Regions from separate parts of the Homo sapiens genome. Here region 2 is linked to region 1. A link is a loop called in an ENCODE intact Hi-C map of the cell type or tissue named here. Cell type or tissue: HepG2. All regions are shown on one strand. Each heading gives the region's core, and the rest is flanking DNA. Links, peaks and the distances in the headings are about the cores only. Region 1 overlaps LINC00907 (long intergenic non-protein coding RNA 907). Region 2 overlaps LINC00907 (long intergenic non-protein coding RNA 907).

Region 1 (15,746 bases), core at 4,901-9,900:
AAAACATATAGTTAGATGAAAAAAGTCAATTAACAACGTATCTTAATGGACTTTTATCAGAATATTACAATCCATTTTTGTGCAAATAAATCATTTACAGCTATGTGTATGTATAAATGCATAGGAATTTTCCAAAAGGATAAATAAACTGCTAAGAGTGATTTCTTTGGGAAAAAGGTTAATAATGAGGACAATAAGGAGATATTTTAATGTTTCATTCTTTGTAGTTCTGTATGTCCTGAATTGCTTTCAATAAGTATGTATGTATACATTATTTGTAGAATTTTTAAATGTACATATATGAAAAAAACTCTTTACCACAATCTTTATCTTTCTTATACTCTGTTACTCTCTTTACCTATATCTTGACATTATTGAGAATTTCTGGGGTTTGACACTTTTTTATCGCCTCATGTCTTTCTTTCTTGGACTCTCTTAGTTACCATTTTCTGATCACTGCAACAATCTTACCATAATTTTTAAATTTTTGCCCCAGTTTTCCTTTATTACATCTACCCAGTATTATTCCACCTCAAGGTAGAGTCAACCATCCACTTTATCTACATTCAAGCTAATACCACCACATTTCTCTGGTTTACTTCCTACATAGATGCCTCCTCTAAATGCATTACAGGTTATTTTTCTCTACCTGTGCCTATAATGTTAGGGTTTCTCAGGGTTTTGCATGAAGACTTCTTTCGTCATTCTTCATGCTCTTCATAGTAGATTTAATTTAATTTTGAGGCTTTAAAAAAAACCCTAAAAAACTAAAGCTTAGTAATAATTCCTAGTCTTTACTTCATCTCATGCCTCTCTACTTTGTTCCAAACTCATATGTCAAGGTGACAAGTTGTGATTCTCATGAGTTCCTCAAACTCAATATGTTCAAGATCACATCCTTCTTTCTTTACTTGGATACTTGTTACAACTATCTCGAGGAATGAACCCATCATGCCACAACCTGTGTTTTTGATTTGAATTATTATTCTTTCCTGGTCTTTATATTCATTCGTTCACCTAGTCTACTAATTCTACCCCCTAAATAATTCTCAAAATTCTTGTTTCAAGCCATCATCATCACCTGCCTAGATATTGCAATGGTCTCTTGTCTAGTCTTTCTAACTTCTGCTTTTTTCCCTCTAGTTCATTTCTCATAAAGCCTAACTGACCTTCCTGAGATGCAAATCTCATCATGTCACTTCTCTGATGAAAACGATTTAATGATTTCCCCAACAAAAACAAGTTCAAAATTCTTTATAGGACTAACAACACCCTTCACAAGGCACTACGGGCTATCTCTTCAGTTCATGTACATTTGATTCACCCTTTGCTATCCACGATGAATCCATAATGAGTCCTTCAAAATTTTGTGTTTTCTTTTCCACCTCCATGGCTTTACCAACTCTGGCCTTCTCCCTGGCCTGCTCTTCCACCATTCTGCATTGAGCAAATTTCTATCCTCCATTCTAATACCAAATTAGAGGTAATTTCTCCCTCTAGATCCCAAAGGACATTTATATATTATTTTACCATGATTTTTGTCACTCTGTATTTTAACCGATTCATTTGTCTGTTTCATCTACTGAAGTATGAGCAAATTCCTGGGGAGTCAGGACAAGGTAATTTATTATAATATACAGGGTTTGATACATGGTGGGAATATGGTATCACGCAAATGCCAATGGCTCCTGAACCTATTGCTTCAACTGCGTTCTCTACTTTAGTCTTAATGCCCATGACTTATACTGTCTACTGAACTTTCCCACCTCAGTAATATAAGTTTATATAACTGCATGTGATAAGAGTTTAACACATCTAAAATATATACTCCTTATGACCCAACCTTTTCAAATAACCTGCTCTGCCTCCCAAAATCCAATTTTTGCTGAATTTCCCCAACATCCCCCCAACACCATCCTTCTCGTGGGCCCCTCAGCCTTTATCTTGTTCTTCTCAGGTCCAGGTTAGTCTATTTTTTTCTATTGAGAATTTCAGTAATGCATCCTTTTTTCTTCTCTCTGTACTTTCTTGGTTATCATTGCAACTTTGCAACAACTCTCTTGGAGAATGTAAACATAATCTCCTTTAATAACTAAATTTGTACAATTTTCTTCTGGCTATTGGTACTAAATTCAATTACAATATTCATTACCAAGATCACTTTTTAAGATAATGTAGATATTTTGAGTTATGATCCTCTTGGTTCACATTGGGAAAAGGCTGTTATCCTGATGTTCTTAAATAGGCCATTTTTCTTATTTCTCATGATGTGATTAAATAAAGATTTATCAACATCAATCAATTAATGTAACTGGACAAGGAGTAAGAATAGATACCTATCACATAATACCACTGTCTGCAGGGGTTAGCAGTCAATTGGCCACGGCAACAACCCCTAAAAACCAGTTAGCAGAGTAATCTTCCAATAGAATTGTTCCGATGGGAATGTAGTTGTTTCCTTGCACTCTGCTAATTAGTGACCCTGTATTTAATAATTTTAGAATACAAAATATAAATCTAAGTAAAAATTCTATCAATGCATTTTCTTGAAAAAATTTATGTGTTCAGAATGTTGGAAAAAAACACATTGTTTTCAAGCCCCTCCCTGAATATCTTTTTTAAAATATAAAATGTTGTGGAGACAGTGTTGATTAGATGCCAAGATTCTTAATTTTTGTCCTAATTGTTGCTAATTCTCTGTGTGATTTTGGAACTGTTACTTCTAACATTTACTTTTTGTTTCTTCTTTAAAATGAGAGGTTTGTATAAACTAAACATATCTTTAATATCTTATTTTATTTAGTATTTGTATTTAGTATCCCGCACTCATTTTCATTACTGGCTCTACAAATATACTGAGAGTTAATTTTGACAAACTTCAGTCAAGTCAACCAAGTAATTAATCAATCAGGGGCTGGCACCTTGACTTAGTTTACTGTAATTAGAGTCAGCTTGTTAAGATGTACCAGTATTTAAATAATATTCAAAAATTGTTTAATATGAACATGAAAGAAAGGACTCATTATTCTCATCAAAAGCATGTTCACACCTCAAGTAAATGTTTTCATTTTCATTGAGCACAGAATAGTATTCAGTCCTTAGCCTCACATTGGACAGTAATCAGATACATTTGTTATTAGTATTTTATGAATTAGTATTGTGAGAATAAAAGTTTTGCTTTATAAATTACTGTCCTGTCATGTCACTAGTTGACCTATATTATTACAAAACCACTGTCAATTATTACAAAAGAATTATGAGAAGATTATAAAACAGGATATGGCCAAACATAGTACTAGCTTTTAAAAAATGAGGAGAAGTAAATTAATGTTTATTGAACATATGCAATGGATCAAACCTTTTACATGTATTATCTCAATTAAATATAAGTCTTCTAAAAAGCATGACTTTATAGAGGAAATGAAAGATAGAATGACTTGAAATAGAGGTTATGACTTGTACAAGTGGAAGATACAAAATTTAAGACAAGTTCTGCCTAAATTGCAAAGCCACATATTCTTTAAAAGCAAAAAACTGATAGTAAAATAAAAAGTAAATGATAGTAAATTGAAAAGAGGCCTGGAGGCCTAGGAGGTTCTATATTCTATTGAACAGAGAGTTTAATATTAATTTCTGTCAAATTTTCAAAAAGTATTATTTTATGACATTTATGTCGTTTTTGATGTGTCTGTTGCAATGGCAAAACTGATGTATTGATTTATTATATTCTGATGTCAGAAAAACAAGCCCCTCATGACATATTTTTTGACAAGATGAAAAATCATAAATAGATGGATAATATCTGATTAAACAATTGTACACCCCAAAATGTTAATTGATGGATGTGTCATATAGTAGTTTATAAATCTGATTTAATAAGTACACACATGCACACAAACACACACACACACATACACTTACTATGGGAATGTGATCTGAATGCTCAGTATGTAGGTTATCAACTGTTCCTGTTTTCCTGGGAATGGAAAGCATTTCCAGGACAAGGTGTTTCCAGTTCTAAAATGGGAAAATAAAGATTTTCCATTTTTATAGACAAACAGGAACAAGTTGGCCACCTGATATAGTTTGAATTTGTGCTCCTGCCCAAATCGCATTTGGAATTGTAATCCTCAATATTGGAGGAGGGGGCTCATGGGAGGTAATTGGATCATGGGGGCAGATATCCTCCTTGCTGTTCTCATGATAGTGAGTGAGTTCTCACAAGATTTTGTTGCTTAAAAGTGTGTGGCACCTCTCCCCTCTCTCTCTTCCTCCTTCTCTGGCCATGTAAGACATGCTTACTTCCCCTTCACCTTCTGCCATGATTGTAAATTTCCTGAGGCCTCCCAAGCTGTGCTTCCTATACAGCCTGCAGAACTGTGAGTCAATTAAACCTCTTTTCTTTATAAATTACTCATTCTCAGGTATCTTTATAGCAATGTGAGAACTGACTAATACAGAAAATTTGTATTGGAAAGTGGGGCATTGCTATAAAGATAACTGTAAATGTGAAAGCAACTTTGGAACTGGGTAATGGGTAGAGGTTTGAACAGTTAGGAGGGCTCAGAAGAAGACAAGAATATGAGGGTAAGTTTGGAACTTCCTAGAGACTTGTTAAATTGTTGTGACCAAAGTGCGATAGTGACATGGACATTGAAGTCCAGGCTGAGGTGTTCTCAGATGGATATAAGGAACTTATTGGGAACTGGAGTAAAAGAAACTTTTGCTAAGCTTTAGCAAAGAGACTGGTGGCACTCTGTTCCTGCTCAAGAGATCTGTGGAACTTTGAACTTGAGAGTGGTGATTTAGGGTAGCAGGTAGAAAAAAATTTCTAAACAGCAAGCATTCAAGATTTGGCCTGATTCCTTCATGTATGGTCATATATATGAGCAAAGAGATTATCTAAAACTGGAATTTATATTTCAAAGGGAAGCAGGGAATAAAAGCTTAGGAAATTTTTAGTCTGACCATGTAGATTTCCTCTCCCCATTTTTGGGAGAGGAATTCAAATCACTTCAGAAATTTGCATAAGTAAAGGGGAGCTGAATGTTAATAGCCAAGAAAATGGGGAAAATGCCTTGAAAGCATTTCAGAGAACTTTGTGGCAGCTCCTCCCATCACAGGCCTGGAGGCCTAGGAGGGAAGAATGGTTTCCAGGACCAGGCCTATAGCCCTGCTGCCCTATGCAACTTCAGGACACTGGTCTCTGTAGCCCAGCTGCTCCAACTCTAGCTGTGACTAAAAGGGCCCCAGATATGCCTCAGGCTTCTTCTCCAGAGGGTGCAAACCATAAGCCTAGGCAGCCTTCATGTGGTGTTAAGCCTGTGAGCAGGCAGAAGGCAAAAGTTGATGCTTGGGAGCTTCCACTTAGATTTCAAATGATGAAAGGAAAAACTTGGATGTCCATGCAGAAGTCTGCGGCAGGGATGGAGCCCTCATGGAGAACCTCTACTAGGGCAGTGTGAAGGAAAAATGTAGGGTTGAAGCCCCAACACAAAGTCCCCACTAGAGAATTGCCTAGTGGAGCTGTGAGAAGAGGGTCACCATCCTCCAGACCCCAAAATGATAGATCTACCTACAGCTTGCACCATGTACCTGGAAAAGCCACAGGCACTAAATGCCAGCCTTTTAAAGCAGCTGCAGGGGCTGTACCCTGCAGAGCCACAGGGACAGAGCTGCAAAAGTCCTTGAGAGCCCACCCCTTGCAACAGTGTGACATGGGTGTGAGACATGGAGTCAAATGAGATTATTTTGGATCTTTAGTATTTAATGACTGCCTTGCTTGGTTCCAGACTTGCATGGGGTTTGTAGCCCTTTGTTTTGGCCTACTTCTGCCTTTTGGAATGGGAGTATTTAGCCAATCCCCATATCTTCATTGTATCTTGGAAGTATTAACTTGTTTTTGGTTTTTACAGTCTCACAGGCAGAAGGGACTTGCCTTGTCTCAGATGAGAATTTGGACTGTGGACTTCTGTGTTAATACTGATAATGAGATGAGTTAAGACTTGGGGGACTGTTGAGAATAGTTGATTGCATTTTGCAATGTGAGAAGGGCATGAGATTTGGGAACAGGCAGGGTTGCAAATATACGGTTTGAATTTGTGTCCCTAGTCAAATCTCATGTCAAATTGTGATCCCCGGTGTTGAAGAGGGGGTGTGGTGGGAGGTAATGTAGATCACAAGGGTGGACTTCTCCCTTGCTGTTCTCATGATAGTGAGTGAGTTCTCACACAATCTGTTTGCTTAAAAGTGTATGGAACCTCTCCCCTCCCTTTCTTCCTCCTTCTCTGGCCATATAAGACATGCCTGCTTCCCCTTCAACTTCTGCCATGATTGTAAGTTTCCTGAGCCCTTCCAAGCTTGCTTCCTATATAGCCTGCAGAACTGTGAATCAATTAAACCTTTTTAAAATATGAACTATCTAGTTTCAGGTAGTTCTTTATAGCAATGCAAGAATAAACTAACATACCACCCTATCAGGATAACACATATAGACTCTCCTTATTTATGCCCTGATATTTTAGCCCATTTTCCATGGAAATAACCATGATTCCAAGCCAAAGAGATAATGGAAAGGCATTAAGTTAATAATTAGGACTGGAGACACAAAGTTTATCTAGACTATGTTATCCTGGACTGACACATGCAATCTTATTCCTCTAATTTCTCCCTAAATGCTCTCTTGCCTGACTCTTGTGCTAACACGAACCAAGTAGCCATCATTTCCAAACTGTACCTTCCTCCCCTAGCTGCCTAAATTCCAGCCATGAGTATTCTTCATCACTTCCTTTCCATTGTTTGGCAATTACAGGAGCATCAATGTTATTGCCCTAGCTGACCACTGAATGAATGGTCATCAAGAATGTTAGCCTCATTCCTGAACAAACCAAATAATAAAAACTAACTGAGGTTTAAAAGGTCAAAGCTAAAATCAACATGTTACCTCACCAGCTAAGTATCTTGTGTTCTTTTTTGCCTGCTGACCACAAAGAGTCATCTGTGACAGGCAGAAAATGCAAGAGAATATTTCAGGCATAGTAAGCAGGCACTCATGGGTTAGAACTGTACAATGATGAACTCAATATTCCTGCCAAAATACAGACTTTTGGTTAAAGGCAATAAATCACTTTTGTTTATGTAAAAATTGGTTGAACTTAAAAAAAAACATAAAGAAGAATAGGTTATGTTTTATTATTCACAGCCATCCAGAAGTGAGGACTGGGCTTATATTTTTAATACACTCTCTGTGGACCTTAAATAGACATAAAAGTAAACTAGGGTATACAGTGAGTCCTCCTATAACATTGTCAATAGGTTTTTGAAAAGTTTGACTTCAAGTGAAACAATGTACTGCATTAAAGAAATAATTTTACCATAGGCTAATTGATATAAATAAGAGTTAAGTTTCTATAACATACAGTATATCCAAAAACCTATAGGCAAGTTTAAATAAGGACATACTGTATTCCCTAGTGATGTGTTACAGGGTTCAGTATTCAGTTTGACTTCTTTTTTAAATGTTTTATTTTTAAAAAATTGTAGGTGACACGATAATTGCACATACTTATGGGTACATTGTGATTTTGCTTGACTTAATGTAGTGTGGTGGTGGTGATGGTGGTGGTGGTTTCTGCTTATTCAAATGATCTTTCCAATTTTGATTGAGAGGATTTTGAGAAGCAAAACTAAAAGAGATAATGAAAGGTTGAAGTCAGCACTAACAACTGCCAATTGGCAAAATTTGGCCAGTTGTTAAGGCACTGGTAGGTTGAATTCAACATTGGTTAGAGTATTTATACCAACGAAATTGTCAAACACGGTTATCAGTGGGGATTTTTTTCTCTTTTTATTTATTTATTTTTCTTTTCTGGAGAGCCAGTTGTTAAACATCTACCAACAAACAACTGGACAAAATCTCCCCTAAAACTTGCAATCCAGATCACTGTAAATTATGATAAGCAGCAGAGGAAAAGCACCTCACCTATATCCATTTTCTCATTCACGGTTTCAGGGGATAATCTTTACCACCTAGAACTCTAGATTAATTCAGGTAATAAAAACAAGCCTTCATAAAGAACTTGGCTCTCAGGGAGCTGAGGAACAACAAAAAAGAGTTAACGTGAAGTGTGAAATGGTTATGAATACTGAGCCCCATTTATTTTAGCTGAAAGCACATAATTTATTAAGAATGAACAAAAAGGGAAAAGTCATCACTTTTCCTCCAGTTAATAATGCCCTATGCTTCCTCCATCTCCAAATGCTTTGTTCAGTGACATTCAGATGATATTAAAAAAAAAATCCTGATCCAGCTATTCTATCCAGAGTCTTGTTAAAAGCTTAAGAATCTTTTCTTAGATTAAACCTAACTTCAAAAGCATCAGTTATGGTCTCTGTTTGTCACTGTGAGAGGGATTTAAGCACTGCAGAACTAAGATCTTAGAGTGAAGGTTCTCTTTTACTTCCCAAAACACATTTTTTTCAGGACAACCCCATGGAGAAGCAGCCCATAAAGAAGCATTAAGAAGAGTGGCTTTTGCATTTTGTACATATGTTATGGATCTCAACATTCCAGGATGAGTTTGTGTGGTATTCTTCTCATCAATCTGGGGGATTTGTCACAAAATACCAACATGTAGCTCATTTATTTCTCATTTTCTTTTTATTTATAGTTCTGGGTGGTAGTTTCTTACTGTGGGGATTTGCATTCTCTGGCATTGGTCAAGGTCAAAGTACAGAGCCTTTATGTGCATTCTAAGCCCTTTCAAATATGTGTTCACCCCCCAGTGTGATGCATTAAAAAAAGATACCTTGTTCAGAATCGACCCACAAGCTCCTGCATTTTGTTTGTCTTCTATTAAAGACTAAGCAGCTACATTTCATTTCAAATTCCACATAAATGCTTTCAGAATAGCTTAAATCTGGAGCTGTCTGAAAACAGGAAAGATATTAGATGACCTCTCAGAATCCTTCCTTGTTCCTCAGTTTTCAGCATTGCAATGGCTTCCTATTGTGTGTGCACATAGCTGTTCTAACCCAGTACTGAAGGCTGCAGGCTCTCTGGCCTGCACTCAATTCCTTTCTCCATATCTATGTACCAGGTACTTTTCTATCCCTACCTCCTGTCTCCAGACCTAAACTTTTCCTCAATAAAGTTGCTGATAAACTGTGTGTGTGTGTGTGTGTGTGTGTGTGTGTGTGTGTGTGGCATGCATATGTGGGAGAGATTGTGAACATATTCATCTTCACAATATCCAATTAAGGTGGTATAAAGGTCTATTGAGGGTCAGGATAATGCCATAAAATGGATTTCAGAGATTAACATTGTTAAATTCTTTGCAAATTCCTTGGGTCAAAAACAGGTAATTTACTGAGCATCTTTAGGCCTGCTGCCCTATATGTAAAACTGAGAAAATACCACTTCATAGGTTTGTTCTGAGAATTAAATTATAAAATGTATATACCCATAAAGCACTTGCTCTGGTATATAGGAACTCTGCCCCCAATCCCCACAAATGCAAATAATATTTTGGGTGTTGCTGAATTACCTGTGCCTTGAAAGGATCAGCTCGCTATAAGAAAGCAGGATATTAAATTCAGACACAGCCTCCACTAACCTCAACCACAAAGACAAAGAAGCAGCCTGAGGCATACAAGATCAAGGAATGAGGCCCAGATGCTCAGAGCAAATAATTATGAAAGAATTGGAGGTCAAAATGAAAAACTAGCCCTATGCTCCCTGGCTGATCCCTGATTTTCTTCTCTTTACTCATTTCACTTTTCCTAGCTGTACAACATACCTTAATGCCCTTAGGGCTAGCAAATCAACATAACCAAAATATTTGCAGGCATATAATAATTCCTTCGTTCTTCATTCTTAGATTTGAGCACAGATTCAACACACTGATCCAATAAAAGTTTTTCAGAAAAAAAGAAAGATACTTTCTACATTAGATTTAATTATTAATTACAGGACACCTTAATTTCAGAGATACACAATTGTAGAAAACAAGTGCGCTTTTCAGGATCAAGGAACTATGGTAGTCAATTGAAAATTAGTTTCCGGACTGTGAGAACCACTCTTCTCACCAATTCGCTCTCTCCTTTACAATTTTCTGATGGTATTTAGATTGGTTTATAAAAATCCTGTATGTCAGATAGGCCAGACAATGTGTCCAGAAAGTGAGCTAAGACACAGATCAGAAGTTCAGTTAAGGAAGTGAGAGAACAAAGACTCAGAGCCAAGTAAGATTTGGACTCCTAAAATCGATGCATGTAGACAGCCAAGTGACATGAGAACCAACGATGGGACTTTTTTAGTTCCTATATTTGAGCCAAAGATCTTTCCACAACATTCTAGAACAATATCAGTGCATGGAGTATGAATCATCTGATAGAGGAGACAGTAGTGTGATGGGTTGGCTAGTGGAACAGCTAGGTTTAGAGTAAGGGCAGAGGTCTAGAAGAATTAATCATGTCATGTTACTTTAGCACTGGTGATGTGATCAGGGTTAAGCCTCGAACTCCTAGGAATTTTAGAATCACAATTTGAGAATGCCTTGGTACCCAGGCATGGGGCAGCCAAATCTATGAACTTGCAGGACAGAGACTCAGCTGACTCATTAGGATAGTGGATATCACAGTTATAATTGTGAAGGGACAGAATAATGGCTTCTGTGGGAGGCTAAGTTTGCCTCCCCACCCCCATGGCCACTCCTTTCCCTTGCCCTCTCAGAGGAACAGCTACCTCACCCATAAGCATCTCAACAGCTATCTTCTCCCTACATATATCACTGCATAGCTATATTCTGAATGTTTCTAAATTCAATTGTGAATCTAGAAGTCCAGCTGAATCTCTGTAGAGAGCCAAGCAACCTCTGACACTGGAGTAAAAGAGAACCTCACTCTCAGGTTGGAGGGTCCTTCTGTCCCATTGACAAGTCTTCATGAGTTCCCCTCATGTGAGACATGGTTCCTTGCATCATGGGGGTATGAGATACAAGCAAATGGCTCAGAGTAGCATGGGAACACTGGGACCTGAATTTTATCCATATCCAGGATGTTATGAGAACCCTATTATGAAATATAGGAAGGACAATAAAATTGATTTCAGTTAATGAATATATAGATGTCTTGTGTTCTTTTTCATTAACTCTAAAAACGATGTCCCCACACATTTAAAGCGGTGTGTAGAGGGACATTTATAGCACTAAATGTCCACAAGAGAAAGCAGGAAATATCTAAAATTAACACCCTAACATCACAATTAAAAGAACTAGAGAAGCAAGAGCAAACACATTCAAAAGCTAGCAGAAGGCAAGAAATAACTAACATCAGAGCAGAAATGAAGGAGATAGAGACACAAAAAAACCCTTCAAAAAATCAGTGAATCCAGGAGCTGGTTTTTGAAAAGATCAACAAAACTGATAGACCACTAGCAAGACTAATAAAGAAGAAAAGAGAGAAGAATCAAATAGATGCAATAAAAAATGATAAAGGGGATATCACCACTGATCCCACAGAAATACAAACTACCATCAGAGAATACTATAAACACCTCTATGCAAATAAACTAGAAAATCTAGAAGAAATGGATAAATTCCTCGACACATGCACCCTCCCAAGACTAAACCAGGAGGAAGCTGAATCTCTGAATAGACCAATAACAGGCTCTGAAATTGAGGCAATAATTAATAGCTTATCAACCAAAAAAGTCCAGGACCAGATGGATTCACAACCAAATTCTACCAGAGGTACAAGGAGGAGCTGGTACCATTCCTTCTGAAACTATTCCAATCAATAGAAAGAGAAGGAATCCTCTCTAACTCATTTTATGAGGCCAGCATCATCCTGATACCAAAGCCGGGCAGAGACACAACCAAAAAAGAGAACTTTAGACCAATATCCCTGATGAACATCGATGCAAAAGTCCTCAATAAAATACTGGCAAACCGAATCCAGCAGCACATCAAAAAGCTCATCCACCATGATCAAGTGGGCTTCATCCCTGGGATGCAAGGCTGGTTCAACATACCCAAATCAATAAACGTAATCCAGCATATAAACAGAACCAAAGACAAAAACCACATGATTATCTCAATAGATGCAGAAAAGGCCTTTGACAAAATTCAACAGCCTTTATGCTAAAAACTCTCAATAAATTAGGTATTGATGGGATGTATCTCAAAATAACAAGAGCTATTTATGACAAACCCACAGCCAATATCATACTGAATGGGCAAAAACTGGAAGCATTCCCTTTGAAAACTGGCACAAGACAGGGATGCCCTCTCTCACCACTCCTCTTCAACATAGTGTTGGAAGTTCTGGCCAGGGCAATCAGGCAGGAGAAAGTAATAAAGGGTATTCAATTAGGAAAAGAGGAAGCCGAATTGTCCCTGCTTGCAGATGATATGATTGTACATCTAGAAAATCCCATCGTCTCAGCCCAAAATCTCCTTAAACTGATAAGCAACTTCAGCAAAGTCTCAGGATACAAAATCAATGTGCAAAAATCACAAGTGTTCTTATACACCAGTAACAGACAGAGAGCCAAATCATGAGTGAACTCCCATTCACAATTGCTTCAAAGAGAATAAAATACCTAGGAATCCAACTTACAAGGGATGTGAAGGACTTCCTCAAGGAGAAATACAAACCACTGCTCAACGAAATAAAAGAGGATATAAACAAATGGAAGAACATTCCATGCTCATGGATAGGAAGAATCAATCTTGTGAAAATGGCCATACTGTCCAAGGTAATTTATAGATTCAATGCCATCACCATCAAGCTACCAATGACTTCCTTCACAGAATTAGAAAAAAACTGCTTTAAAGTTCATATGGGACCAATAAAGAGCCTGCATTGTCAAGATAATCCTAAGCCAAAAGAACAAAGCTGGAGGCATCATGCTACCTGACTTCAAACTATACTAAGAGGTTACAGTAACCAAAACAGCATGGTTCTGGTAGCAAAACAGAGACACAGACTAATGGAACAGAACAGACCCCTCAGATACAATACCACACATCTACAACCATCTAATCTTTGACAAACCTGACAAAAACAAGAAATGGGGAAAGGATTCCCTATTTAATAAATGGTGCTGGGAAAACTGGCTAGCCATATGTAGAAAGCTGAAACTGGATCCTTTCCTTACAACTTATACAAAAATTAATTCCAGATGGATTAAAGACTTACATGTTAGACCTAAAACCACAAAAACCCTAGAAGAAAACCTAGGCAATACCATTCAGGACATAGGCATGGGCAAGGACTTCATGTCTAAAACACCAAAAGCAATGGCAACAGAAGCCAAAATTGACAAATGGGATCTAATTAAACGAAAGAGCTTCTGCGCAGCAAAAGAAACTACCACCAGAGTGAACAGGCAACCTACAGATTGGGAGAAAATGTTTGCAATCTACTCATCTGACAAAGGGCTAATATCCAGAATCTACGAAGAACTCAAACAAATTTACAAGAAAAAAACAAACAACCCCATCAACAAGTGGGCGAAGGATATGAACAGACACTTCTCAAAAGAAGTCATTTATGCAGCCAACAGACACATGAAAAAGTGCTCATCATCACTGGCCATCAGAGAAATGCAAATCAAAACCACAGTGAGGTACCATCTCACACCAGTTAGAATGGCGATAACTAAAAAGTCAGGAAACAACAGGTGCTGGAGAGGATGTGGAGAAATAGGAACACTTTTATACTGTTGGTGGGACTGTAAACTAGTTCAACCATTGTGGAAGACAGTGTGGCGACTCCTCAGGGATCTAGAACTAGAAATACCATTTGACCCAGCCATCCCATTACTGGGTATATACCCAAAGAATTATAAATCATGCTGCTATAAAGACACATGCACATGTATGTTTATTGCAGCACTATTCATAATGACGAAGACTTGGAACCAACCCAAATGTCCAACAATGATAGACCGGATTAAGAAAATGTGACACATATACACCATGGAATACTATGCAGCCATAAAAAAGGATGAGATCATGTCCTTTGTAGGGACATGGATGAAGCTGGAAACCATCATTCTCAGCAAATTATTGCAAGGACAAATAACCAAACACCGCATGTTCTCACTCGTAGGTGGGAATTGAATAATGAGAACACTTGGGCACAGGAAGGGGAACATCACACACCAGGGCCTATTGTGGGGTGGGGGGAGGGGGGAGGGATAGCATTAGGAGATATACATAATGTAAATGAAGAATTAATGGGTGCAGCACACCAACATGGCCCATGTATACATATGTAAAAAACCTGCATGTTGTGCACGTGTACCCTAGAACTCAAAGTATAATAAAAAAATACATTAAAAATTATAAAACTAATGCAGGAACAGAAAATCAAATACCAGTTGTTCTCACTTATAGGTGCGAGCTGAACAATGAGAACACATGGACACAGGGAGGGAACCAACACACAATGGTGCCCATGGTGATGAGGGCTGGGGAGGGAGAGCATCAGGAAAAATCGCTAATGCATGCTGGGCTTAATACCGAAGTGATGGGCTGATAGGTGCAGCAAACCACCATGGCACACCTTTACCTGTGTAACAAATCTGAACATCCCACACGTGTATCCCGGAACTTTAAAGATTTTAAAAATTAAAATAAAAATTATAAAACTAAAAATAAATAAATAAAAATAAAAATGATGTCCCCAGAACTAGATTTCTACATTTTTAAATTTAATAAGTCAAATACAGTCTCAAAACTTAAACACAAAAGAATGCTTTCTATAAAGGTACATCTATGAACATGCTCGAGAAAAACGATGTATGAAAATATAGCATAATACATGTCACAGTAGAAACATGCATGGGGTACAGTAGAAGCCCAGAGAAAGAGGGTAAAGTCAAACCAGGCAACAGGATGAGAAACAGGGAATACTTCACAAGGTGAGTAAGCTCCGAGCCCTGTCTTGAGAGATGACTAGAAATTAGCCATAGTAAGATTCTAGGCAGAGGAAACAGCATAAGAAAAACAAGAGAATATGTAGAAGTGTGCGTGTGTGTGTGTGTGTGTGTGTGTGTGTGTGTGTGTGTGTGTTTACATGCCTGGGAATCCCAGCTCTCACCCTCCTTCTGAAGTTAGTGCAACCAGTCATGTACACTGCCCTGATGTGCATAACTTTAAACTCAACATGTTCTCTGTACCAGGGGTTTTGCACTCTATGCCTAGTCTCCAGCAATAGAATCAAAAGTCTTTGTTCTCTAACAAGGGAATCTCGGATACCCATATCAGGTAGAGGTCATATATGTTTAGTGGAGAATTACAATAGTCCTTATAAAGATACCTCCTCTATAAACAAGAAGGCCCTGCCTTTGTTTTGGCAATATTGCAAGCTTCCAAGATGGCACACAGCTAGGAGGCTGCTTCCTGCCACAGAGAGAGCATCCAGTACTCACCAACCATGTGGCTTCTCTCCTGCCCTGGCCAGGCTCCAGGCTATTTCCCTCTGTGAGACATGCTGCTCATGACATAACTGGGTCATGCTACAACCACAATGTGATGCTTCTGGGGAACAAGCCAATTTCCTGCCTTCCCTAGCCCATTCGCTGCTCAATGGGTCAGTCAGCGGTATGGAAAGTGGCAAGAAGCACACCCAAGCAACAATGATGGTAAGGGATACCGGGGCAAACCCCGATTTCAATCCCTCTCAGATGTCCATGGCCCTCAGGACCAAAAGGTAATTAATTATCATTGGCCATTTTT
Region 2 (15,746 bases), core at 7,178-12,177, 68 kb after region 1:
CTGTAGTCCCATTGTCCCAGCTACTGGGCAGGCTGAGGCAGGAGAATCACTTGAACCTGGGAGGCAGAGGTTGCAGTGAGCCGAGATTGTGCCACTGCACTCCAGTCCAGGTGACAGTGCAAGACTCTGTCTCAAAAAAAAAAAAAGAAAGAAAGAAAGAAAAAAACACTCTTAAAGACAAAGACTCTACACAATGCTTGGAAACAAATGCCTCAGTAAACTCTTGATCCTTATTCTCATCAGACGGCATTTGGCTAAATAAGCCAGGTTCTTCCACAGAACTTAACTGTATATCAGGCAAATGCCCTCTGGCCAATGAGTAAAGCTGCAGTAATTGTCTTTCTTATGAGTATTATGCATATGTATAATTTTCATCACCAATGCAAATTTTTCTACTAACTGCATATCCATTTCCCTATTTTAAAACTGTAAAATTTGGTAATTTGCCATGGGAATTCAGGATACTTGTGAGAATGAATAATGTTCCATTATGTTTTAATCACCTCTTATAAGGGTTTTTATTTCTCATCTGTGGGTTGCTAGTTTATTAAAAATTGGTATAGAAGAAAATTAAAAATCCTTAGGAAGCATGGTGCTGGAATAAGATTTTTTTTTTTAAAAAAAAGGCTTTGTAAGTGTCGAAGGAACTTACTACTTCCCCTTCTACCATTTAAAAGTGAAACTTAATTGACAGTAACAGTGGTTTAATGCTGAATAAGGTGCAGACTGAATAACATTCTGAGTCTTAGGGGATGGACATAGCTTGATGATTATTTTATCATGGAAAAACACATTTAACTAGAGAGATCACAATGACTTGGGGGACAATGATGTTACTTAGAAAATTGTACTGTAATTAAGGTGCTATTGATTCAAATTAATACTATGGCATTTCTAACAACAATGCTGGGAATCTAATACCAATGACAGCCAAAGTATTGTCTTTAAGTAGGTTGAAAATAAAGGTATTTCCATGTTAAATCTCATCTTAGAATGACTAATTGTTTTCTCAAAGAACTGTCACTTAAAATGTTGATATCTCTTTCAAATCAAAAGCCTGTTTCAGCCAAATGCACAGTCTTATTATCGAAAACTCAAAGCATCAGATTTCCCCTCTATATATTGATTTCTAAAATTACATTGCTTTTTAATATTTCTGCAACCTCATTATAGCAACAGAATAATTACTTCAAGACAATTATAAAAAACAACAAAAAGAGGCTAAGTCTGGGCATTTCCAATGTAGTAGTATTTCAATCACTCCTTGCTTCTATATGGGCAGTATATACTTTATTCACCAAATTTGTATAAAACTCTTACTATGTGCCAAACCTCGTCCAGGTTTTAAGGAAGCAGTGTTGAGAATGGAGCTTAGAGTGAACAGTAGGGAAGATAATTTAATCAAAATATCACAGTATTGAGTGTATAATCTCAAACAGAGATAAAGAAACAGGGCCCAGTGAGAGACTCTAATCTAGACTGATGTCTAATGAAGTGACATTTGAGCTGAGATCTGAGGAGCTGTGCTGGGTGGAGCATCGCATGTGAGAGCGTTCGACGAGGAGTGAACACAGGCAGAACCCTGAACTGGGAGGAACATAGGAGTTTCGGGAAACCAAAAGAAAGACCAGGGAGCCTGGAGGGAAGATAGTAAGGAAGAGAACAGAGTGAGAAGAGGCTGGAGTGGTCTCAGAGACCAGGAGTAGTCTCAGGAAGCAGATTAAACACGTTTTTAGTTCATTACAAAGAGACATCATGAAGAGGTCTTGTAAGCAGAAAGTTTACAAGATCATGGAGGCATTTTGAAAAGAACATCATGCTACAGTGTGGAAAACAAACTGGAGTGGATCAAGATGGCTTCAGGGACATCATCAGCGTGCTGTCACAGAGTCCAGAGAAGAAACGAGAACTTAGGAGACACAATGATCACAGGGGTTAGGAGTCCAGACTCTACAAACCTATGCTCAAATGTAGGTTTGGAATGCATTATCCACCAAAAAGAACAAGAACTATTGATTCCAAGGCTGGAGAAATACAAGACAAGCCTAGAACACCTTCAAAGTAAGAATGTGCTTGAAGAATGATGGAGTATTGACAAACACCTCATATGTAGGCATTAGCTTAAATGGGTACCCTCTGTCCAAATCTAGGACAAGTGAGCATCGATTTCTTTAAAACAATAGCAATGGATTATAATCCTTTAAATAATGTTTTATGAGTCTTTTTTTTTTTTTTTTTTTTTTGAGATGGAGTCTCATGCTGTCGCCCAGGCTATAGTTCAGTGGCATGGTCTCAGCTCACTGCAACCTCTGCTTCCTGGGTACAAGCGATTCTCCTGCCTCCACCTCCTGAGTAGCTGGGATTACAGTTCCATGCCATCACACCCAGCTAATTTTTGTAATTTTAGTAGAGACGGGATTTCACCATGTTGGTCAGGCTGGTCTTGAGCTCCTTACCTTGTGATCTACCCACCTCTGCCTCCTAAAGTGCTGGGATTACAGGCGTGAGCCACCGCACCTGGCCTGTGAGTCTATTATTAATATGAAGAAATAATGATAGAACAAAAGATGAAGGGAGGGAGGGATGGAGGGAAGAAAGAGGAAGGAAGGAAGGAAGGAAGGTAGGAAGGAAGGAAGGGACAGTTCTTCCTGGTGGATAATGTATTCCAAACCTATATTTGAGTGTTAGGTTTGTAGATTCTGGACAGAAGAAAGAAAGGAAGAAGGGAAGGAAAGAAAAAATGGAAGGAAGAAAGGCCAGAAGGAGGGAAGGGAGGAAAGTTCTTCTTTATAGTAGAATGACTAACTAGATGTAGAACCAATATTGGAATTAATAAAGTAATTCTTGACAACCACTATAATAATAATTGACTTAGGTAAGAATCACCAGTGGATGCTAAATGTAGTGGGTGAAACTTTTTTTAGTAGCTGGACATTTATATAGTCTCGAAGTATCTCCTGACAAGATACGTCTTAATCATAAAGGGAAAAAAAATGTAACTTTTTACAACGGAATCACTTAGAAGATACCACTTTGACTGAGTGACCGAAGCTAACATTAGCAGTAATTGGACAGAGCCAAATCACATGCCTCCCAGTGTGATGCACTGGGAAGAATACAAGGTCACTTCTCTGGTATTCTCGGCCAAAATGCATAGCCTGAGGATACAGCAAACAAATCCAAAATAAGGAACTTTCTACAAAATAACTGGCCAGTAGTTTTTAAGTTAATATCATGTAATTAAAAAGACTGTGGAACTGTTCCAAATTAAAAGAGACTAAGAAAACATGAGTATTAAATGTGATGTGTGATGCAGGATTTTCTTGGACTATAAAGAGAATTATTGAATATATAAATCTCAATAAAGTCTGTGGATTAGATTAGCTATTGCAACAATATTAATACCGTGATTTTAATTATATGATAGTTATGTAAGTGAAAACCTTATTCTTAGAAAATACACTGAAGTATTTAGGGGCAAAGAGGTATCTCACAACTACAAAATAGAGAGAGAACAAAATTGATAAAGCAAATATGGTGATATGTTAACATTTGGGAAATCTGGGTGAAAAGAGTATACAGGATTTTTTTCTTGCAACTTCTTTTTAAGTCTGAAATTAGGTAAAAATAAAAAGGTAAAAGAAAAAATAAAATAACAAAAGACAAAACAAAACAAAATGAGTGTGGGCTTGGAATGTATGTGTGAGCTGGAATCCTGACTCTCCTGCATACAAGCTGTAACATAGATCTTGGGCAAGTTGCTTCACCTGTCCAAGCTTCAAGTTCACAATTTATAAAATAGCAATATTAATAGAATTTCCCTCCCAGGGTTTTTATGAGAATTAAATAAGTTATTACATGTAAAATGCTCAATAAATTTATCACTGAGGTAGCGGCAATAGAGAGGAAAGTGGACAGACACTAAAGCACAGATGAGGCAGTAAGAAATTCTGGGCAGTAGCTCTTGTTGTCCCCAGGCCACTCAATTATATCACTAGAGCATTTTAACTAAGGCAACTCTCTTTGAAGGTTTCAAGTTTCAAACTAATATCCTTGTCCTTTCTCTGATCTCCCACACTGCCTCTCCAGAACTCCAACTTCCTGGTCCTCATTATGCTGATATACATCAGGTGATGACAGAAAAGCAATCTGATTAATAAAAATTAGAAAACAAAAATAAACACACCTAGACACAGGGATGATATTGTAAAAAGTAAAAAAAAAAAATGGTGCTGGACATTTTTAGTATTTGTAGATAATGAGACACCTAAAATTGATCACACTACTTTAGATATTGTGTGCCAAACAAATGCAGAGCACAGAAGAACTGGCATCTCACTTCCTGAGATATGAACACTCTATTTCTCTTTATGGGACCCAGGTTGCTGGGGGTAAAATAACAGTTTGAATGTCATGAAATTTACTCTCCCAAAATTGTATACAATTTAAACCAGTTCTCTCATTGCAGATAAATGTTTTGACATTAGTTCAAGAAAATTTTAAGACTGTTCATTCCCCAGAGCTGTTGTTGGAGAAGAACATTTTTCTGAGCTCTGAAATCATGCCCCTACTTTTCCCCATGCAAAAGGCCAACCCTGTTAAATAATTTCCCATTGTATAGGACAATCACTTTTTATAGTTCTCTTTCTTGGACTGTGCAGTAAAGCATGCAGCCTTATTCATCATGTCATGTTTCAAGGAAGAAATCAGAAATCTATCAGCCTTCAAGGCCTGAGTGATGGGAACAGGAACAAAAAACACCCCAAATTGGGGCTGGATAGGAGCAAAGTTGACAACAGCTCCCAAGAGGCCATTTGTTTTATTTATTTATCACCTGTCAGGGCCAGAAGGAAAAGGGAACCTAATAGGACACAGGACACAGCAGTGAATCCAAAACTTGCCCTTATTTAGAAAACATTCATGAGGAATACAAAGAGTCTGACTAGGGACAATAGGTGTTATCTATAGGATGACCATGTAAATTATCATTTAAACTGAAGACCTCTTGGAGAGTAAAGGGGTTACTATACCCCTTTACTGTTACAGTGCTAATAACCATACCAGCACAAGAGACATCCATCAGAACCGCCTTGGCAAATCAGGGTATATGATCACCATAGTGATGAAGTTGTTGGATAGAGATTTATTCTAATTTTACCAGGTAACTGTGCAGATTCCAACCTCTTTGTTTTAGAATATTAAACATGCAAAACAGAAATTTTAGAGTTCAAATAGTTCACAATGTCCATTTTTATAAGTGAAGCTGAAAGAGGTAGAGAAGTTTTATTAACAACTGTGGACGTGTAAAGTGGCAGAGATCAAAAGTCTTTTTTGGTATTGTTAGTTCAGCTGCGAGCCTGGGATTTATGTTTCCAAAACAGTGCATCTGATAAGAGAAGCCAGCGTAGCCTACACTCAGAAGGTTATGACATTTTCTGTATACTTATCACATTCAACTTTTTAAAAAATGGACTCAATTATCATATCCTGAGCTTACTGCTCACCTTCATTTGTCAGACCATGATGCATGAGTAGAAGTTACACTTATTGAAATGAAGACCCAAACCTAGAGCCCAAAGGCCATCCCACCCATGGGTACCCATGCTTGTGCATGAAGCAAGACAGATGGACTCCAACTCACAACATGACTGAAGCAAGTATACCAGGACCTACAGAGAAACTACATGCACATAGAATAGCTCTGGGGAGAAGCATGTGTCAGCATATTACAAATAGCAGTGGAGGAAGGCTTGAATGCATTCCTCAAGAACATCATCCTCAAGTTGGGTTCCAAGATGGCTGAATAGGAACAGCTCCGGTCTGCAGCTCCCAGCGTGATCAATGCAGAAGACGGGTGATTTCTGCATTTCCAACTGAGGTACCTGGTTCATCTCAATGGGACTGGTTGGACAGTGGGTGCAGCCCACAGAGGACAAGCCAAAGCAGGGCAGGATGTCACCTCACCTGGGAAGCATAAGGGGTCAGGGGATTTCCCTTTCCTAGCCAAGGGAAGCTGTAACAGACTGTACCTGGAAAAACGGGTCACGTCTGCCCAAATACCGTGCTTTTCCCAAGGTCTTAGCAACTGGCAGACAAGGAAATTCTCTCCCATGCCTGGCTCGGTGGGTCCCACACCCACAGAGCCTTGCTCACTGCTAGCGCAGCAGTCTGAGATTGAACTGCGAGGTGGCAGCCTGGCTGGGGGAGGGGCGTCCACCATTGCTGAGGCTTGAGTAGGTAGACAAAGGGCCAGGAAGCTCAAACTGGGCTGAGCCCACTGCAGCTCAGCAAGGCCTACTGCCTCTTTAGACTCCACCTCTGTGGGCAGGATATAGCTGAACAAAAGGCAACAAGCAACTTCTGCAGACTTAAAAGTCCATGTCTGACAGCTCTGAAGAGAGTAGTGGTTCTCCTAGCACAGCGTTTGAGCTCTGAGAACGGACAGACTGCCTCCTAAAGTGGGTCCCTGACCCCTGTATAGCCTAACTGGGAGACACCTCCAAGTAGGGGCCAGTAGACACCTCACACAGGCAGGTGATGCTCTGGGATGAAGCTTCCAGAGGAAGGATCAGGCAGCAATGTTTGCTGTTCTACAATATTGGCTGTTCTGCAGCCTCAGCTGGTGATACCCACACAAACAGGGTCTGGAATGGACCTCCAGCAAACTCCAACAGACCTGCAGCTGAGGGACCTGACTGTTAGAAGGAAAACTAACAAATGGAAAGGAATAGCATCAGGATATCTACACCAAAACCCCATCTGTAGGTCACTGACATCAAACACCAAAGGTAGATAAAACCACAAAGATGGGGAAAAACCAGAGCAGAAAAGCTGAAAATTCTAAAAACTAGAGCGCCTCTTCTCCTCCAAAGGATTGCAGCTCCTCACCAGCAAAGGATGGAGAATGACTTTGACGAGTTGACAGAAGTAGGCTTCAGAAGGTCGGGAATAACAAACTCCTCCGAGCTAAAGGAGCATATTCTCACCCATCACAAGGAAGCTAAAAACCTTGAAAAAAGGTTAGACGAATGGCTAACTAGAATAAACAGTGTAGAGAAGACCTTAAATGACCTGAAGGAGCTGAAAACCATGACACGAGACCTTCGTGATGCATGCACAAGCTTCAGTAGCTGAATCAATCAAGTGGAAGAAAGGGTATCAGTGATTGAAGATCAAATTAATGAAATAAAGTGAGAAGACAAGTTTAGAGAAAAAAGAGTAAAAACAAACAAACAAAGCCTCCAATAAATATGAGACTATGTGAAAAGACCAAATCTACATTTGATTAGTGTACCTGAAAGTGATGGGGAGAATGGAACCAAATTGGAAAACACTCTGCAAGATATCATCCAGGAGAACTTCCCCAACCTAGCAAGGCAGGCCAACATTCAAATTCAGGAAATACAGAAAACACCACAAAGATACTCCTTGAGAAGAGCAATCCCAAGACACATAATTGTCAGATTCACCAAGGTTGAAATGAAAGAAAAAATGTTAAGGGCAGCCAGAGAGAAAGGTCAGGTTACCCACAAAGGGAAGCCCATCAGACTAACAGCGGATCTGTTGACAGAAATCCTACAATCCAGAAGAGAGTGGGGACCAATATTCAACATTCTTAAAGAAAAGAATTTTCAATGCAGAATTTCATATCCAGCCAAACCAAGCTTTATAAATGAAGAAGAAATAAAATCCTTTACAGACAAGCAAATGCCAAGAGATTTTGTCACCACCGGGCCTGCCTTACAAGAGATCCTGAAGGAAGCACTAAACATGGAAAGAAACAACTGGTACCAGCCACTGCAAAAACATCCCAAACTGTAAAGACCATCAATGATATGAAGAAACTGCATCAATTAATGGGCAAAATAACTAGCTAGCATCATAATGACAGGATCAAATTCACACATAACAATATTAACCTTAAATGTAAATGGGCTAAATGCCCTAATTAAAAGACACAGACTGGCAAATTGGATAAAGTGTCAAGACCCATCATTGTGCTGTATTCAGGAGACTCATCTCATATGCAGAGACACACATAGGCTCAAAATAAAGGGATGGAGGAAGATCTACCAAGCAAATGGGAAGCAAAAAAAAGCAGGGGTTGCAATCCTAGTCTCTGATAAAACAGACTTTAAACCAACAAAGATCAAGAAAGACAAGGGATCAATTCAACAAGAAGAGTTAACTATCCCAAATATATATGCACCTAATACATGAGCACCCAGATTCCTAAAGAAAGTCCTTAGAGACCTACAAAGAGACTTAGACTCCCACACAATGATAATGGGAGATTTTTAATACCCTACTGTCAATATTAGACAGATCAACAAGGCAGAAGGTTAACAAGGATACCCAGGAATTGAACTCAGCTCTGCACCAAGCAGACTGATAGTCATCTACAGAACTTTCCACCCCACATGAACAGAATATACATTCTTCTTAGCACTACATTGCACTTATTCTAAAATTGACCACATACTTGGAAGTAAAGCACCCCTCAGCAAATATAAAAGAACAGAAATCACAACAAATTGTCTTTCAGACCACAGTGCAATCAAAATAGAACTCATTCAAAACTGTACAACTACATGGAAACTGAACAACCTGCTCCTGAATGACTGCTGGGTAAATAATGAAATGAAAGCCAAAATAAAGATGTTCTTTGAAACCAATGAGAACAAAGACACACTGTACCAGAATCTCTGGGACATGTTTAAAGCAGTGTGTAGAAGGAAATTTACAGCCTAAATGCCCACAAGAGAAAGCAGGGAAGATCTAAAATCGACACCCTAAGATCACAATTAAAAGAACCAGAGAGGCAAGAGCAAACAAATTCAAAAGCTAGCAGAAGGCAAGAAATAACTAAAATCAGAGCAGAACTGAAGGAGATAGAGACATAAAAACCCCTTTAAAAACTCAATGAATCCAGCAGCTGGTTTTTTTGAAAGGATCAACAAAATTGATAGACCATTAGCAAAACTAATAAAGAAGAAAAGAGAGAAGAATCAAATAGACGTAATAAAAAATGATAAAGGGGATATCACCACCGATCCCACAGAAATACAAACTACCATCAGAGAATACTATAAACACCTCTATGCAAATAAACTAGAAAATCTAGAAGAAATGGATAAATTCCTCGACACATACACCCTCCCAAGACTAAACCAGGAAGAAGTTGAATCTCTGAATAGACCAATAACAGGCTCTGAAATTGAGGCAATAATTAATAGCTTACCAACCAAATAAATTCCAGGACCAGATGGATTCACAGCCGAATTCTACCAGAGGTACAAGGAAGAGCTGGTACCATTCCTTCTGAAACTATTCCAATCAATAGAAAAAGAAGGAATCTTCCCTAACTCATTTTATGAGGCCAGCATCATCCTGATACCAAAGCCTGGCAGAGACACACAAAAAAAGAGAATTTTAGACCAATATCCCTGACAAACGTTGATGCGAAAATCCTCAATAAAATACTGGCAAACCGAATCCAGCAGCACATCAAAAAGCTTATCCACCACGATCGAGTTGGCTTCATGCCTAGGATGCAAGGCTGGTTCAACATATGCAAATCAATAAACACAATCCATCACATAAACAGAACCAATGACAAAAAACACATGATTAACTCAATAGATAGAGAAAAAGCCTTCATCAAAATTCAATAGCACTTCATGCTAAAAACTCTCAATAAACTAGGTATTGATGGAACGTATCTCAAAATAATAAGAGCTATTTATGACAAACTCACAGCCAATATCATATTGAAAGGGGAAAAGTTGAAAGCATTCCCCCTAAGAAATGGAACAAGACAAGGGATGTCCACTCTCACCACTCCTATGAAACATAGTACTGGAAGTCCTAGCCAGAGAAATCAGGCAAAAGAAAGAAATAAATCCTTCCAGAAAGGAAAAGAGGAAGTCAAATGATCTTTGCTCACTGATGACATGATCCTATGCCTAGAAAATCCTAAAGATTCTCACAAAAGACACCTACCCTGATAAATGGCTTTAATGAAGTTTCAAGATACAAAATCAGTGCAAAAAACAAGTTGCATTTTTATACACCAACAACTACAGCTGAGAACCAAATCAAGAACTCAATCCCCTCCCAAAAAAATACTTAGGAATATATCTAACCAAGGATATGAAAGACTTCTATAAGAAGAACTACAAAACATTGATGACAGAAATTGTAAATGATACAAACAAAAGAAAAAAATATCCTATGCTTATAGATAGAAAGAATCAATGTCATTAAAATGACTATACTGCCCAAAGCAATCTAAGATTCATGCAATTCCTATCAAATTAGCAATGTCATTTTTCACACAATTAGAAAACGCTATTCTAAAATTCATATGGCACCAAAAGAGAACCTGAATAGCCAAAGCAATTAATATGGTTTGGCTGTGTCCACACCCAAATCTCATCTTGAATTATAATGCCCATAATCCCCACATGTTGTGGGAAGGACCCAGTGGGAGGTAATTAAATCATGGGGGCAGTTTCCCCCATGCTGTTCTTGTGATAGTGAATGAGTTCTCACCAGATCTGATGGTTTTATAAGTGTTCTGCATTTCCCCTGTTGGTACTCATCCTCTCTTCTGCTGCCCTGTGAAGAGGCACCTTCCACCATGATTATAACTTTCCTGAGGCCTCCCCAGCCATGTAGAACTCTGAGTCAATTAAACCTCTGTTCTTTGTAAATTATCCAGTCTCTGGTATTTCTTTATAGCAATATGAGAATGGACTAATACAGCAATCTTAAACAAAAAGAATACAGCCAAAGACATCATATTGCTCAACTTCAAACTACACTGCAAGGCTATAGTAACCAAAACAGCATAGTACTGGTACAAAAATGGACATACAGATCAATGGAACAGAATAGAGAACTGAGAAACAAAGCCATGCATCTAAAACCAACTGGTCTTCAACAATGTCTACACGAATAGACCAAGGGGAAAAGACACCTTATTCAATAAATGTTGCTGGGAAAACTGGCTGGCCATATGCCTAAGAATGAAACTGAGCCCCTATCTACCTCTAACCATATACAAAAATTGACTCAAGATGGATTAAAGACTTAAAAGTAAGGCCTCAAACTATAAAAATTCTAGAAGAAAATCTAGGAAAAACTCTTCTGGACATTGGCCTACGCAAATAATTTGTGACTAAGGCCTCAAAAGCAAATGCAAGAAAAACCAAAATAGACAAATAGGATTTAATTAAAGAGCTGGTATGCAACAAAAGAAACAATCAATAAAGAGACAACCTATATAATGGAAGAAAATGTTCACAAACTATGCATCTGACAAAGGACTCATACAGAATCTCTAAGAAATTTAAACAAATAAATAAGCAAAAACCAAATAACCCCACTAAAAAGTGGGCAAAAGATGTGAACAGACACTTCTCAAAAGAAGACTTACAAACACCAACAAACATATGAAAAAGGGCTCATAATTACTAATCATCAGAGAAATGGAAATTAAAACCACAGTGAGATACCACCTCACACCAGTCAGAATGGCTACTAGCAAAAAGTAAAAAACACAACAGATGTTGGCGAGGATGCATGTAAAAAGAAACACTTATACACTGTGGATGGGAATGTAAACTATTTATAGTTCAATCCCTATGGAAAACAGCATGGAGGTTTCTCAAAGAACTTAGAATAGAACAACTATTCAACCCAGCAATCCCACTACTGGGTATCTACCTAAAGGAAAAGAAATGATTGTCATCAAAAAGACTCCTGCACTCATATGTTTATTGTAGAACTATTCACAACAGCAGAGACATGGTATCAACCTAGGTGCCCATCAGCAGTGAATTAGGCAAAGAATATGTGGTATATATACACCATGGAATACTACACATCCATAAAAATGAAGGAAATCGTATCTTTTGCAGCTACATGGATGGAGTTGGAGGCCATTATCCTAAGTTAAATAACTTAGATACAGAAGATCAAATACTGCATGTTCTCATTTATAAGTGGGAGCTAAACAATGGATACATATGGACATAAAGATGGGAATAAGTACTGGAGATTCCAAAAGTAGGGAGGGAGAGAGTGGAGTGAGGGTTGAAAAACTATCTATCTATTGCATACTGTGTTCACTATTTGGGTGATGGGTTCACCAGAAACCCAAACCCCAGCATCACACATTACACCCAGGTAACAAACCTGCAAAATCCGCATATGTACCCTCTGAGTCTATAATAAAAAATAAAGTGCCTAACATTTTTATGGGGATTAAATGACATAATACATGTATAATATTAGAAAGTGTCTAGGATTTAACAAATGTTAACTGCTATAATAATTACATAGCTCCAAACCATCTTTTAAGGCCTGGCTCATATTGTACCCACTATATCTATTGTACTCAAGCTGAGTATATATAATAAATACTTGAAGAATCTGTTTAAAGGGCAGATTTTCATTCCCTGTCCCAGAGACTAATTGAGTAGTCCTGGATGAGAATGCCAGGAATCCATGAATATATATTCATGCTACCATGTATAAAGTATTCTTATGCAAGTAGCCTACAGGTCTCACTTTGAAAGCCACTCTAATTACCCTTTGTCCACCTACCAGCTTTGCTGTTCTGAATTCATATAGCAGTTACAAATTGGCAGTTATTATCCTGTTCTCTGTTTAAGTTTTATTATTAAGATTACAAATTACTCAAAATCAGAGATTATATTTTCCTCAGTTTGGTATCCTCCAAAGCCAAGAGTATGGTACCTTTTATACATCAATGTAAGATATAAATTAGTTTTTTGATGGATTGATCATTGAATCTTCCAGCCTCCAATGCGAAATCCAGGTCTTCTAATTGAATTTAATTTTAAACAACTAGCAACAGACTCTGCTCTTCAACATGGTCTCAGGACTTTACTTGAAGTGATCTAAAAATACAGTTATTCAACATGCTACATGTACATTTTGATTTCCATGAGGACATCTTGACTTAAATTATAGTTTGTGTTACACTTCAAATATTCTACAAACAATTTATTAAGGCCTTGAGCAGTAATACAGCACTCTCAAAATCATTTAGATAAGTTTGGTATACTCCAAAGAAACAGTAACTTGAACATAACCTTGGATAAACATGGTTATAATAACCCAAGTACCATATTCTTTTATATTATATTGGGTTAATAATATAAAGTCCTGGACTCTTCATAATGGGGAAAAGAAAATATGTTGAAATTCTTCCAAACCCATTCGCAAACACAAATCAGATGATTAAGTTCAGACTAGTTCAGCAGCCGCACAATAGAATCATGTGTAACTTTATAAAAATCCTGATGCCCAGACTATATCTTAGACCAATGAAATTAGAATCTCTAAGGGTTTGACTGAAGTATCAGTGTCTGTAAAACTTCTCAGGTGAGTGTAATGTACAGCAAGATTGAGGACCACTGGGCTGGCTTCATAAGAATCTAACAAGCATAGTAAGCACTAAGCTTACCAAGCACTTAGTAATCACTTAGTAAGAGATTTTTTTAAATAGAGATATTTTTAAATGCTTTTTCAATTCTGATCTACAGTGAGCTGTAAAAACCATCCGTCTAACCACAGTCCCCATTTTGTAAATTAGAATTAGGGACAAAGAGAGATTGTTTCAAATCTCATTAGTGAGAAAGCATGCCAAGAGATACTATTTCCTGATGTTCATTACCACAACATCTAGTGTAAATGACATATGTGGTTCTTTCCTAATAGTAAGTTTGGATAATCAGAACTCAAATTCACTGGAGTATTGAAGCAGAGGAGGAAAGATCTTCAAGGAATCAAAAAGAGTAAATAAGTAACCTGATACTAACCAAATTCAGCAGTGTTACGCAAGCTTCATTGAATAAATATACTTAAAGTACTGATATGATTTGGATCTGTGTCCCTACCCAAATCTCTTGTTGAAATGTAATCCACAGTGCTGGAAGTGGGGTCTGGTGGGAGGTGCTTGGATCATGGGAGCAGTTTCTCATGTTTTAACATCATTCCCCTCATGCTGTTCTCATGGTAGACTTCTCACAAGATCTGGTTGTTTAAAAGTATGTGTGTAGTGCCTGCCCCTCTTTCTGTTCTTTCTGCTCTTGCCATGTGAAGTACTGACTCCCGCTTTTCCTTCTTCCCTCATGATTATAAGTTTCCTGAGGCCTCCCCAGAAGCCGAGCTGATGCTGCCATGCTTCCTGTACAGCCTGCGAAAACATGAGCCAATTAAGCCTCTTTTCCTTATAAATTACTCAGTCCTAGGTATTTCTTTGGAGCAGTGCAAAAACAGACTAATACAAGCACCGAGAACTGTACCTGGCATATACAAAGAGCTACGTATTTGTTACATGGAATAAATATGTGAAGACTGTCCCTACCTGAATGTGCACTCCTCTAGGGAGAATACCTGACAAGCCCCATCACTCCAAGGACCTTACTCTAGTTATGCTTTAAACAATACATTTTTCAGCTTGAAATTCACATTTTAAAGTATATAGCACACTCAAAATGTACATAATTGAAATCATAATTTCAAGCAGGGGTCAGCACACCACTGCCCAGGGACCAAATTCAGCCCAATCTGTATTTTTGTAAATAAAATTGTATTGGATCACAGTCACACTCGTTCATTTACATATTGTTTGCTTCCACACTATAAGCAAAGGTAAGTAATTGAGAAATGGGTTACATGGCCTACAAAGCCTAAAATGTTTACTATCTGCCTCTTTACAGGCCTAGTTTGTCCACCTTTGATCTCGATAATTCCATTTAATAAAAGAAAGTCTTCTCTTCTGTTGTCAAGACAACAAGAACGAAAGTATTTGTATTTAGCCTCATTTTTTTTACCCTTCCCATAGTTACCCACCTCATTCTGGAGTTTTGTACTTGTAAAGTCAGATATAACCTAACATAAGAATAACTTAAGATATGCTACCATAGGAGCGAATTATAATGGCAAAAATCACAGACTGTTAAATTTCTTATAAGACTCATGAGCAAACTATGACATATCCAATGGTTGAAATTTATGAAATCACTAAAAATAATATTTCCTTAAGGTTAAAATAACATGAGAATATCCTTATATTACACTGTCAAATGAAAAAGTCAGGACTCAAAACTTATAAAGTATAATTACAACTACATAAAACAAACTACACATTTTCACAGGAAATCTCTCAAGAAAAACATTCAAATGTGCTAGCTTTGAGTGATAGACAATCAACTTTTTTCTCTACTTTTTATGTGGTAAACTCTATAATAAGCAGGCATTACTTTTATAATAAAAATAACCTTGATTTTTAAAATATGGAATATGTGGAATATGAATTGTTTGTATTTAAGTCTGAGACTGACAATTTCTCACACACATGTGTTATATGTGGCACGTGATATTTGAGTGTCTCAAACAAAAGCAGTATTATGCATGTACAACTCTTTGATGTTTACAAAGGTTTTTCAGAAACAATATCTTATTCAGTTCTCACTACTTCAAAAAAAAAATTAGAAAGCAGCAACTGACAAAACTAGAATACCAAGTCAGACCTTCTGGCAAAAGTAGAGCACTTGAAAATTAATCACACTTACTCTATTGGTACTAACTTGTACCCTCCTCCCTCAACACCAAGCAACACCTAGAGTTTAGTTGATGAGTATTTTTCTATTTTTTTATGAAATCCCAGGAATTCACAATATGATGTAGAGGGCATTTGGAGTCATTTA

What was found. Hi-C counts contacts between places; a loop is a spot of excess contacts. Peaks named below come from ENCODE experiments on the same cell type or tissue, not always from the same donor. Only the 100,000 strongest peaks of a DNase experiment are listed, where the experiment ranks them.
Region 2: a loop joins it to region 1, with 3.0 times the contacts of the local background. A loop is called at or near these places in 2 of 110 quality-filtered maps.

The regions. Positions count from the first base shown.
Region 1 is chr18:42,437,563-42,453,308 of GRCh38, reverse strand. The region is part of intron 4 of LINC00907 (long intergenic non-protein coding RNA 907); the gene reads right to left. Among named protein-coding and RNA genes, the nearest start is that of LINC00907, 260 kb to the right of the region's middle. In HepG2, for the core only: no CTCF peak of the experiment used is centred there; DNase peaks (open chromatin) are centred at 6,888 and 8,768.
Region 2 is chr18:42,371,927-42,387,672 of GRCh38, reverse strand. The region is part of intron 4 of LINC00907 (long intergenic non-protein coding RNA 907); the gene reads right to left. Among named protein-coding and RNA genes, the nearest start is that of LINC00907, 190 kb to the right of the region's middle. RefSeq lists a silencer at 79-256. In HepG2, for the core only: no CTCF peak of the experiment used is centred there; no DNase peak of the experiment used is centred there.